Linked DNA regions of Homo sapiens: region 1 is linked to region 2. The links are chromatin contacts, found by Hi-C or POLR2A ChIA-PET in ENCODE. All regions are on one chromosome and are shown on one strand. Each heading gives the region's core, a stretch centred on a gene start or an enhancer-like site at or near the end of the contact. The rest is flanking DNA. Distances are from core to core; before and after follow the strand shown. Region 1 overlaps NXN (nucleoredoxin). Region 2 holds the start of GEMIN4 (gem nuclear organelle associated protein 4).

Region 1 (6,304 bases), core at 197-2,696, 130 kb before region 2:
CACGTCCTCACCCGGGTTTGATACTGTGGGTGTGTTTTACTTTTGCTATTCTAGTCAGTGTGAAATCATTTTAATTTGCATTTCCTTGATGACACCTTTGCATATTCTTACTGGCTGTCCACCTATCTACTTTCTGGACGTGTCTGTTCATATCTGCTTGTTGAGAGTGTGCACTCCCAGAGCCTGGGCCACGGCTCAGCTACCTGCCGTAGATGGGGCAGGAGGGAAGGAGACGTTTGCAGAGATTTGAACCACAGGAACCAGTCAGCCCCTTGGAGCCCTGGCCCAGGCTGTGGGATTTTCGGAGGAGGCCTTCCATTTTCATCTGTCCTGTTATCAAACCAACTGCATTACTTAGTGTCTGCTTGGAAGTATCTGTCCTTCGCAGTCAGCTTACTCTTTTGGCCAAAAGGAAGCTCTGCTCCTAGATATGGATAAGGAATTTGACAGATCTCCAGCCCTGCCCCCTTAGGAGAAGGCCAGCCCCTCTGCTTCTTCCCCTGTGAGTGGACGTCCTTGGATGCATTAGCTCAGGCGAACTTGGAAGATTCTGTGGGTTTTGTGTGGCCTATTTTGAGTCTCATTGTTTGGCTTTAATCAGAAAAATAAACACTTATTTTTAATTTTCTCCCTGGCCTGGCTGAGCTAGGTTCAAACGATCTTTTTTAACTTGACCACATGTGAATGACCGGAAATGATGTCCTGTTGGGGAAATGGGTCATTTCCAAGATTTTCTCTCCAGGAAAAGTGTAACTTATTAGTTTCCTAAGAAAGGCTCTAACAGGCCACAAAGAAGTTCTTATTAAGACGTTTTCTCCTTTTATGTGGTCCTAATCACAGCCTTATCACAAACCCCAGCCCTGGTTGTTAATCCAAGGTATTTAGTTCTTGTATTTTATATACAAGGAAATAAAGAGACGCCTCCCTCACTCCTCCGCCCCCGGAAATAAAGAGACGCCTCCCTCATTCCTCCGTCCCCAGGAATGATTCGCCCAAGGGTGGGTGTTGTCTCCGGGGACCAGGATCAGGAATTACGCCCTGAATAAGGATAAAGACCTTTTTTCCCTTCACTGAAACAATCATTTTAAAAAATTTGCTGTGATCTCACTTTTTTATTTTAAATTCCTTTAATGAAACCTCACCCTCAAACTTGATACATCAGAAGATTTGCTTGGACTAAAAGTGGAATTTCCATCTTAACCACATGGCTCCGAGGTTCTGCTCTCAGGATGAATTGGGCTCCATGTCATTTTGTTTGTCACTTTCTTCTCGGACCAGCGCAGTGGCTTCACCACAGTGGGCACTGTGGTTGGATTCCGTACCTGTGAGAGAAGTTTCTAGAATCCTTTGGCTTGAAATACACATACTTGGCCACATTCTTTCTTCTGAACCGTCTTCTGTTGCCGCCCCCTGCCGGAGGCTAGAAAGAGACACCTGCAGAAAAGCTCCTCCCACCAGCTCTCCTCCCAAGATGCAGAAAGGTGACGCCCGCCAAACCCCAGCGGGTTCCCAAGAGGCCTTTGTGTTGGACGCCTCCTGCTTCTCAGTCAATGAGTCGTGTCCTTTCCCTGCTTGCCAGAAACCTTTAGCTCCACGGGTTTAAAACCAGACTCGTGGCCGGGCGCGGTGGCTCATGCCTGTAGTCCCAGCACTTTGGGAGGCCGAGGCGGGTGGATCATTTGAGGTCAGGAGTTCAAGACCAGCCTGGCCAACTTGGTGAGACCCCGTCTCTACTAAAAATTCAAAAATTAGCCTGGCATGGTGGGCGCCTGTAATCTGAGCTACTTGGGAGGCTGAGGCGGGAGAATCGCTTGAACCTGGGAGACGGAGGCTATAGTGAGCTGAGATCGTGCCACTGCACTCCAGACTGGGTGACAGAGTGAGACTCTGTCTCAAAAAAAAAAAACAAAAAACCAAAAACCAAAAACCAAACCAAAACAAAAAAAACCCAGATTCCTTTCCCTGCTCTTCACTAGTTTTTCTTCCGCTTTGTTCTCTCCTTCTCCTTCCCTCTCTGTCTACTTGTTGTTTTTTTTGAGACAGAGTTTCTCTCTTGTTGCCCAGGCTGGAGTGCAATGGCGCGATCTTGGCTCACTAAAACCTCTGCCTCCCGGGTTCAAGTGATTCTCCTGCCTCAGCCTCCCGAGTAGCTGGGATTAGAGGCGCCTGCCACCACACCTGGCTAGTTTTTGTATTTTTAGTAGAGAGAGGGTTTCGCCATGTTGGTCAGGCTGGTCTTGAACTCCTGACCTCAGGTGATCCACCCACCTCAGCCTCCCAAAGTGCTGGGATTACAGGCGTGAGCCACCGCACCTGGCCTGTCTACGCATTCTTTCATTAATTTGTTCTTTAAACACATATTAGAGCTTTTAACTGGCTCTGCGTGTTTTTTTAGGCTCTGGTTATGAATAGGGTCTCACTGACGCATCTACCCAAGCTACAGGCCTTGACATTCTCATTTCCCCCCATTCACTGGGTTCAATCAGGTTGGGGCACTATTGTTTCACTAGTCCCTTAATGAGTCCACCAACTTCCAGTCTCACCCTGTCTACACAGCTCCCAGAACAACCTGGCTACAGTACCAGTTGTTCACGTCACTGCCCTATGGGCCAGCCCTCATTACGGGTGGATCCAACCCAAACTCCCTGGCGTGGACTTCAAGGGCACCCCCTCCCCTGCCCCCAAACCCCACCTTCAAGGGCACCCCCTCCCCTGCCCCCACACCCCACCTTCAAGGTCCCCCCACCCCCGCCCGCAAACCCCTCCTTCAAGGGCACCCCCTCCCCCACCCCCAAACCCCACCTTCAAGGGCAACCCCTGCCCCGCCCCGAAACCGCACCTGGCCTTCTAGCATCCTCACCTTTGCACACTCTGCTCAGCCACACTGGTCGACCCCCAGGGTCCCCAGACACATCGCCCATTGCCGTACCTTGGAACCTTTGAGCATGATGGCCCCTGCTCCTGGGATTCCCTCCGCTTCTTCTCTCTCCGATGAGGTTGTGTACTAATGTCAGCTGTACACGTTGTCTTTTCAGCATGTTACCTCCTCTCAGAAGCCTGCCCCCACGCTGTGCAATGGTCGCTGTGCAGATCTCTGTTACGGCGTCATTGCCTGCATTCTACTTAGCTCTCGTCTGTCTCCCCTCCAGACTGTGCCCCCAGGGCTTCCAGGTCTAGCCTCATTTCTAATAGTTTGTTGCCACGATGTCACGAATTAGAGCCCTGTCTGTTAGCCCACAGGGCTCCAGCCTCACCCTCTCCCACAGCTCCCGTGGCCCTCCTAGCAGCCTTCAGAGCTTCATGGTTCACAGTCTGGAAAAACGTGTGCTGAGCTCTGCCTGCCTCTTGCTGTTTCTTGGATGCCTCGCCCTATCCCACTCCTGGCCTGCCTGGTGAAAACCGGTTCATTCTTCACAGAGCAGCTCAGACGCTACGGCCTTTCCTCTTCAGTCGCTCTAACTCACAAGGTTAGATGGTAAAAATAACGAGTATTTTGTAAAGCACTGAGCGTGTGCCCCAGACATTGTTCTAAGCATCTTCCCCGATTTCCTCTATGTGCCAGTAGTATCGCGCTTTTCCTGTATCCTAATAGTTTATGTACGCGTCCGTCTTCCGTATGGGGCTGGGCCTTCCATAAAGGAAAGAAAGGCTCGTGTATCAATTATCTTTCTGTTCCCAGCCTTTAGCACAGGGCTTCACACGTAGAAGGAATCCAGTAGTGGCTGGTAAATGCAGCTGTTTGAAAAACACAGTCGCGGCCGGGCGCGGTGGCTCACGCCTGTAATTCCAGCACTTTGGGAGGCTGAGGCAGGTGGATCACGAGGTCAGGAGATCGAGACCATCCTGGCCAACATGGTGAAACCCCGCCTGTACTAAAAATACAAAAAATTAGCCGGGCTTGGTGGCGGGCGCCAGTAGTCTCAGCTACCAGGAGGCTGAGGCAGGAGAATGGCATCAACCTGGGAGGCGGAGCTTGCAGTGAGCCGAGATCATGCCACTGCACTCCAGCCTGGGCGACAGAGTGAGACTCCGTCTCCAAAAAAAAACAACACCGTCGCTGTTCCCATAGTTGTTTAGTACGTTTGTTTAATATATTAAGAATTAGTTTTTTTGTTTGTTTTCGAGACAGAGTTTCACTCTGTCACCCAGGCTGGAGTGCAGTGGTGCAATCTCAGCTCACTGCAACCTCTGCCTACTGGGTTTAAGTGATTCTCCTGCCTCAGCCTCCCGAGTTCACACCATTCTCCTGCCTCAGCTTCCTGAGTAGCTCGGATTACAGGCGACCGCCACCATACCCGGCTAATTTTTTGTGTTTTTAGTAGAGACGGGGTTTCACTGTGTTGGCCAGGCTGGTCTCGAACTCCCGACCTCAGGTGATCCCCCCGCCCCCGCAGCCTCCCAAAGTGCTGGGATTCCAGGCGTGAGCCCCCGCGCCCGGCCAAGAGTTAATTTTGATGACATAGAATGTGCTGGGAGCTGGTGCCCCAAAGGGAACCACAAGGAGTTTCCCGTATAAATGAGGAATGAAGATGGTATTCTAGTGTGAAAGTAATTATCAGCGAACGACACTAACAGCGCTGTTGAGCTCCCCGCCCAGTGAGACTGATTCCTGGGCTTAAGAGAGAATCTCAGAGTACATAACTCTTACTTCCTACTCTCCAGGTGCTTTCTTCATTGATGGGGAGACGTACATGAAACACGCTTAGAGCAAAGGACGCCTAGCGTGTTCTAAATGACCACAATAGGGGATGTGGTCATGAGCCGGATTGGGAGTCCTGTACGTCGTAGCCTGTGTTGACTTCCTTGAGCACCGTTGTTCTTAAGTCCCTCTGTCACCTGAAATTTCAATAGCTTTTTTGACAACATGTGAGATTGAGTGTCTTAGTATTCACTTTGGGAGCCTGCCTTTTTTTCTGGGCACCTGCATTTCCTTTCTTTTCTTTTCTTTTCTTCTCTTCTCTTCTCCTTTCTTTCTTTCTTTCTCTTTTCTTTTCTTTCTTTTCTTTTTTTTCTTTCTTTTCTGATGGATTCTTACTGTGTCGCCCAGGCTGGAGTGCAGTGGCACGGTCTTGGCACGCTGCAACCTCCACCCCCCCAGGTTCAAGCGATTCTCCAGCCTCAGCCTCCCAGGTACCTGGGATTACAGGTGCACGCCACCACGCCCGGCTAATTTTATATTTTTAGTAGAGACGGGGTTTCACCCTGATAGCCAGGATGGTCTTGATCTCCTGACCTCATGACCCGCCCACCTTGGCTTCCCAAAGTGCTGGGATCACAGGCATGAGCCACTGTGCCCGGCCTAAAAAGCTTTTGAAAGTAGCCAACACCTGTACTCCCAGCACTTTGGGAGGCCGGGGCAGGAGGATAGCTTGAAGCCAGGAGCTTGAGACCCCCTGAGCAACAAAATGAGACCGGGTTCTACAATTTTTTTTTTTTTTTTAATTTACCAGGCATGGTCACATGTGCCTGTAATCCCAGCTACTTGGGAGGCTGAGGTGGTAGGATCACTTGAGCCCAGGGAGTTGGAGGCTGCAGTGAGCTATGATTGCACCACCGTACTCCAGCCTGGGCAACAGAGCAGAATCTTAAAACAAAAACAAAAACACCACAACCAAAACAACAAAAAAACCCTATTTCATTTCACACTAGTCTGATTCGATCTTCTGCTCTTAAGTGTGTAGTGAGGCAAATTAAGACTTTTGAGATAAGAGACCCAGGTTTGAATTCTCTCTGATTTATGATTCAGTGATTTAACCAGGCAGCCTTCAGTGAGTGGCTTATCTCTATGAGTCTGTTTGCTGATCTGCTCAATGGGGTTGTTGATAATAGTATAGAAGATTCTGTTGTGAGGATTAAAAGAGGTAGTATAGCACCCGGCATGGTGGCTGACGCCTGTAATCCCAGTAGGTTGGGAGCCTGAGATGGGAGGATCACCTGAGGTCAGGAGTTCAAGACCAGCCTGGCCAACATGGTGAAACCCTGTCTCTGTTAAACACACAAAAGTTAGCCAGGCATGGTGGCGTGCGCCTGTAATCCCAGCTACCCCAGAGGCCGAGGCACAAGAATCACTTGAACCCGGGAGGCGGAGGTTGCAGTGAGCTGAGATTGTGCCACTGCGCTCCAGCCTGGGTGACAGAGTAAGACTCTGTCTCAGAAAAAAAAAAAAGAAAAAAGGTAGTATATATAAAGCAGTGTTTTATGGTGCTTGACACAAAGTGCTTCACCAATGGTAAATGGTGTTCTATAATTGCACTGTTGATATGTTTCTTTGAAATTGTTCTTTTCTGTAGTCATTTTTGTCTTT
Region 2 (6,058 bases), core at 2,159-4,658:
CATTCAGCTCAGTAAGTCTACATTTAGCACTCACCAAATCTACATGTTACAGTGAAAGGAGCAGGCAGAGGAACAGTCAGTTTTGCATTCAGCTCAGTAAATCTACATTTAGCGCTCACCAACTCTACATGTTACAGTGAAAGGAGCGGGCAGAGGAACACTCAGTTATGCATTCAGCTCAGTAAATCTACATTTAGTGCTCACCAAATCTACATGTTACAGTGAAAGGAGCGGGCAGACGAACAGTCAGTTATGCATTCAGCTCAGTAAATCTACATTTAGCGCTCACCAAATCTACATGTTACAGTGAAAGGAGCGGGCAGAGGAACAGTTATGCATTCAGCTCAGTAAATCTACATTTACTGCTCACCAAATCTATATGTTACAGTGAAAGCAGCAGGCAGAGGAACAGTTATGCATTCAGCTCAGTACATCTATGTTTTGTCTCGGCTGGTGAGGGATGGTTTCTGGTGTTGTCTTTGTCCCTTACCTATGAAGATAAGCTGTTAATTTATATTGTCAGGTGAGGGAGACCACCTGGGGAGATATGTGGCCTTCTGTCTTGTAGCTTATCTGTTTAGGAACAAAAGGAAGTTTTTTGCATATTCCATGACTCAATTTCCAAGCTTAACTTTTCCTTTTCGCTTAGTGAATTTGGTCCCAAGATTTTATTTTCCTTTCACAGTATACCCCATGCCCATCAATCCCATTCCCCCTGCATCCTATAGGTAACCTCTTCTTAAGCAAATACAAATAGATAAATCCTTATTTTCTGTTTTTTTTTTTAAAACTTTATTTTACTGTTACTTTCTGCTGTCCTAATTATGGCACATTTTTACTTTCTAGGTTCTGTGATTTACAGAGTGGTCTGGCTATGTGGACAGCTTCTAAATTGTCACCACATTTTGGAGCAAGATGTATTATTTTTACAATTAATTTACATTTAACATGAATCATGATCCTAAGTGCATCAGAATGTCTTCATAACATTCGCCAAAGAAGAGAGGGCAGCACTGCTGTTCTACAGTGTGGCTCTCACCTGGTCCACAGTTACCAGAAATAGTTCTTTCGTTGCTGTGATGTCCTGGGTGGGCTTCATTCTTTAGTAATGTACTTTGTCTACAGCAACTTCCTGCAACTATGTGAACAGATCTTGAAGACACACAGTGAGGTTTGGTTTCCTTTGTCCTCTTAAGTCTTTATGGTTGTTGCTTCTATTGTTTATTGGTCCCAGTGAGAACTGCAGCTGACCTGATGTCATGATCTGTGAAGATAGTTTCTATTAAAGAAGAAGTACCAGGAAATCCCATATGCCACCGTAGACCTGCCTTTCTGGATACCATTTACTACTCCATACTCCAGCCGCCATGCACAATGGTTGTGTATGAGGCTCCTGTGATCATTAACAGGAGTAGAAGCTGGGCTCAGACACTCTGGCACTTGCATAGGTCAAGGGGTGTGTTGTGCTCTTGCAACAAATCCCACATAGACATCCATATGCATATTGTCCCACCGTCCCCTAAGCAGAAACCAGGGTTAAGTACAGAATAGTCCCGGGAACATTTTGGTTGCCCGGCCTTAGGTGAGCCTTTCTGGGGCTGGGATTTTGACACCATCTGCTCCATTGTTTCTAAACTGCTGTGTTCTGGCGCATCAATTGTTTCATCACATTATCATCACGGAAAGCTTGGTCTCCCTCAAAACATGAACCGGGTAGGCCCTGTGTTCCAGTGGGGGCTTTTGGACTTGACTTTAGTGTTTAGGAGGACAGAGTCCCTCTCCCCTCTGTGGTGCTGGGGTATTAGTAAATCAGCCTTGAAGAGATAAGGGGCTGGGGCCTCAACCTCCCAAGAGGCTGTCACTGGAGAATGGTCTCCTGCCCTCAGATCTTGGGCATTTCCACAGCACACTGTCCCCCTCGTCCTTCCAAATACCTACATACGCTCTTGTAATAGGAGAGCTGGGAACTCCACCCAAAACCATACAAAAAGTTAGTCTGTGTATTTGGACGCCTCCCCAGCACTCAGTCACCGAGTTTCTCCTTTCCAACAGCAGTCACTCTCATGCAGTTTAAGTGATTTATTGATGTCTCGGCTAAGCTTGCGACAGTTTCAGGACATTTCAGCCATCAAGGTCTAAGAAGCCCTTTCCATTCCCGAGGAGCCCTCAGCCAGCCTCCTTCTTCCTCATCTCCTCACTCTGGCCGCGTAGCCCCTCATGGCGTCCATCTTGGACGCCCCTTTGTTCGCGCTCCACGCCCCCCACTTCCTTCTTCGTCAGCTCCTCCACTTTGGCCGCGTAGCCCCTCATGGCGTCCATCTTGGACGCCCCTTTGTTCGCGCTCCACGCCCCCCACTTCCTTCTTCGTCAGCTCCTCCACTTTGGCCGCGTAGCCCCTCATGGCGTCCATCTTGGACGCCCCTTTGTTCGCGCTCCACGCCCCCCACTTCCTTCTTCGTCAGCTCCTCCACTTTGGCCGCGTAGCCCCTCATGGCGTCCATCTTGCACGCCCCTTTGTTCGCGCTCCACGCCCCCCACTTCCTTCTTCGTCAGCTCCTCCACTTTGGCCGCGTAGCCCCTCATGGCGTCCATCTTGGACGCCCCTTTTTTCGCGCTCCAAGCCTCCCACTTGGCCCTGGCTCTCACGTCTGAGGCCGGAGGGCCGGGGATGTCGCAGTCGCCCTGGGTGGCCTGTTTGTACAAGCCGTAGACCAGCAGCTTCTCCTGATCGCTCACGGGACCCTTCAGCTGCTTGAGGGCCGCGCAGCTCGAACTCCACTTGGCACATGGGGTGGTGGAGGCGGTCCCTGGTGCTAGAAGCTGGAGGTGGAGAGTTGGAGTGGCTGTTACTACTCGATCTCAGGGGGAGGAGACAGGCACGCGATGTTTGTGTTTTGTCAAGCACAGATTGCAAGCTCGGGGTCCAGCGTAAACCCCACCATGTTTGGGCTCACACGGCGCATTTTCTGGGGAGGACCAGCCGTCAAAAAGCGTCTAGGATCCGGAACGCTGCTGTCTGGAGGGGGCGGCGCGGCAGGAGCGCGTTGAGGGACTGTATGTGGCGCGAGCTGGGCGGGTGGGAGTGGAAGCCTCGCGTGGTGCGGCCGCGCTGGGTGGTGGGCGTCCCGGGGGAGGCGCTCGGTGGGGGTGAACTGTGTGCGGGGCACGCCCGGGGTTACCGGGTGAGGGTGAATGCGGGGCCGGGGAATCATGAGCCCGACCCGCTGGGACCCCGGAAGAGGGGCCGGGCAGGGGACGGTGCGGAGGGGTCTAGTGAGCGACGTCCGGGTACCTGAGGGCTGGTGGGAGGGCTCTGCCGGAAGGCGGCGCTGTGCGCTTGGCGCGCTCGTTCGTGAGGACTGCGCGTGCGCGGCGGAGGCTGTGGGCGGGGCCGGGCGGAGGTTGTGAGCAGGCCTAAGCGCGGCCGCCGTGGCTCCTGCGTCTCCCATCGTGCCGTGCGTCCCGCGCCGCGTTCGAGTTCTCGGAGGGGAGGGGGCGTTAGCCCCGCGCAGCCGCCGGCGTCGCCGCCATGGACCTAGGTGGGTGCCGCGGCTCCCCGGCCCCGGGCTGCGTCCAGCAATGCGCCACCAGAGCGGTGCTGCCCCGTCGCGTCTCCTCCTGTCGCGCACGCTCGCGCGGGCCCGGACCGAAACGTCCCCCGCGTCGGGGCGGGTCTAGGGGTCCCGGGGTGGCCTTGGCGGGGGGTGGTCCGGGTCCCGCCGCGCGTTGGGCCGCGTCTTGCCGCCTCCGGCCCCCTGCGCTTGAAAACACGGAGCAGACGTGAAGTTAGAGCCCTTGGAAGCGCCCGGGGCTCGCGCACGTGCTTTGGGAAACGGGCTCCCTCCGAGCACCCCTGGGCGCCCCGACGGCCTCATTTCCTGAACGGCAGCTGCGTTCTTGAGCAAGTGTCTTAACGCTCCAAGTGTCTTACGCTCATGACGTTTCCTCATCGACAGAGCGGGGAGAATGGAAGTGTGTCTCCCCACTGAGTTTTGGGCGACTTTGCATTGAGATCGCCGAGGTACAGTGTCCCTTGTGGGGTTGCGCGGGTCACACCCGCGGTGGGGGCGGCTGCGCTCCTGAGGTATCACTTTGTGAACCTGCGTGCGTCCGGATTCAGAATCTTACAGGCAAGGTCTGGGAGGGAGCCCATAGGAACTAGATGCTCCCTGCTAAATCTTGGCACACGCTGCTAAGACCAGGAGGCTGTTCTGGGAGAGCTGGGGGTGAGGCACCCCGAGATGTGTCAGCAGTAGTAGGCTGGGGGGAAATGGTCTGGTCCCCGCCCCCAGACAGCTTTTCAGGAGCGGAATGGCAGAGCTCTAAGGGCTTGGAGCCCCTCAGCCGTAATTGCTTCCCAGCCCCACCACATTCAGGCTGGGACACCCTCAGCAAATCGTTTCTGCGCCTCAGTGTCCTTATCTCTAGAGCAGGAATACTAGTCCTCAAAAGGTGATTGTGAATAGAAGAGATCTTACCTGTGTACCACCTAGCACAGTGTCTGGCATGGAGTAGGTGCTTAATAAACCTAAGAAGCGGGCTGTGGCAAGCACTAGTTAACCATCCATGATAGAGTACCGGAGTATTTTCCAGCTAGTAACCGCCCTGGGACTTACTACTTCAAACTGTGCGTACTTAATGCGCCTGGAAGGCAGGTGTTTAGGGCCAAACATCTGCTCAACTAAGCCAATAATGCAATAAAATTAAATTTACAGCGTCAGGAGGGACTATATTTTGGGACCCTGGGAGAGCCTCCTGAGCCAGAAAGAAGGGCGGTAACCCCCAGGGAGGTCCCCTTCGCAGCGTAACCCTCCCTGGGAGTCGGTCTCAGCCACTGTGAGATGAGATGGATTGCCTCCACAAGTGGGTTACATAGTGCTGAGCCCTTGGCCTGCTGCCGCTCCCATAAATGGTGGGAGGGGTAAGATGGTCCTTAGTCTCCTGGAGTCAGTGTTTTCTCTGCTGGTGTCTGGCCTGTGAAAATGGGGAATATGAGCTCTTGGGGGCATGACAGACTGAGGAAGGAGTAGCATCTCTCACTCCTGGGAAAGGGGAGATGACTCAGGAATGAGGAATAGGGAGCAGTGTTTGCACCCTCGTTTTAGTTTCTGGGCCAAAGGAAACATACCTGATAAAGACCTACATCCTTTGATGTTTCTGAGCTGGGGGAGGCAAAGAATAGTGACAAGATTCTGGTCTTGCCAACCATGAAAAGGTTTGGGGAAACCAACATTTACTGAGCACCTAATTAGACTCTGTAACTGGATTCTTACTGTAGCTCTATCTCATTTATCCATCATAGCGTCCCGGGGAGATGGGGTCAGGAGATAGCAGTGCCAACCCACTAGCAAGGGCTTGACTGGTATATATCACATGATCCCCAAAGGCATAACATGAAGTCTGTATTATCCCCACATATGCAGAAGGAAGGCTTGGAGAAGCAATCTGACCAAGATCACATCCCTTTTTTTTTTTCGGAGATGGAGGGGGAGTCTCACTGTGTTACCCCAGCTAGTCTTGAACTCCTGGCCTCAGGGATCCACCTGCCTCAGCCCCCCAAGTAGCTGGGATTACAAGTGCTAGCCACTGAACCTGGCCAGAATCACATCATTTTTAAATGGCTGAACTAGGATTTAAACCCATGTCTGATTAAACATCCCAAGATGTTTTCCATGGTAAGTCTGTGTCAATCGTTAGTTCCCTGAAGGAAGGCTTAATCTAGCACAGTATTTTCTGTATCTACTCCCTGGTTTCTCCCACAGAGCTAGGGCCATGAGTACCTTGTTTTTGACTGGAAGGAGCTGTGGGGTGGACCGTTTCCCTGAAAGCTAGAAGAATGTTTGAAGCCTGTTCCCAAGGCAAGTTTATAAAGAGTGAAGGCAGGGCTTGTCTGATTCCTTCTGTGCCCATTGCTCTGTGGCTATGTGATTGCTCTGTGCCCATTACCCTGTGGCTGTGTGACTGCTGCTGTGCCCGTTACCCTGTGGCTGCGTGATTGCTGCTGTGCCCATTACCCTGTGGCTGTGTGATTGCTCTGTGCCCATTATCCTGTGGCCGT

The links. A loop is a pair of places that touch in the nucleus more often than their neighbours do. ChIA-PET counts read pairs that join two places held with the same protein, here RNA polymerase II (POLR2A). Pooled maps may share reads with other maps.
Region 1: a map with no recorded cell type shows a loop between it and region 2 (6-fold over the local background). The contact joins the enhancer-like site here to the promoter of GEMIN4 in region 2. A Hi-C loop is called at or near these places in 1 of 37 single-sample maps with no recorded cell type and 2 of 50 pooled maps. POLR2A ChIA-PET finds 5 or more read pairs at or near these places in 5 of 52 experiments (HCT116, MCF 10A, OCI-LY7 and 2 more).

Annotation. Positions count from the first base shown.
Region 1 is chr17:874,898-881,201 of GRCh38, reverse strand. The region is part of intron 1 of NXN (nucleoredoxin); the gene reads left to right. Among named protein-coding and RNA genes, the nearest start is that of MRM3, 96 kb to the right of the region's middle. Within about 2 kb of position 1,446, at least 27 of the 41 ENCODE cell types and tissues checked have a DNase peak (open chromatin) inside an H3K27ac peak, as active enhancers do.
Region 2 is chr17:749,614-755,671 of GRCh38, reverse strand. It overlaps GEMIN4 (gem nuclear organelle associated protein 4), which reads left to right and starts at 3,408. Exons shown (of 2, transcript NM_015721.3): 1 at 3,408-3,539. The coding sequence starts at 3,530. It also overlaps the pseudogene DBIL5P. RefSeq lists silencers at 3,029-3,288, 3,469-3,888 and an enhancer at 4,069-4,128.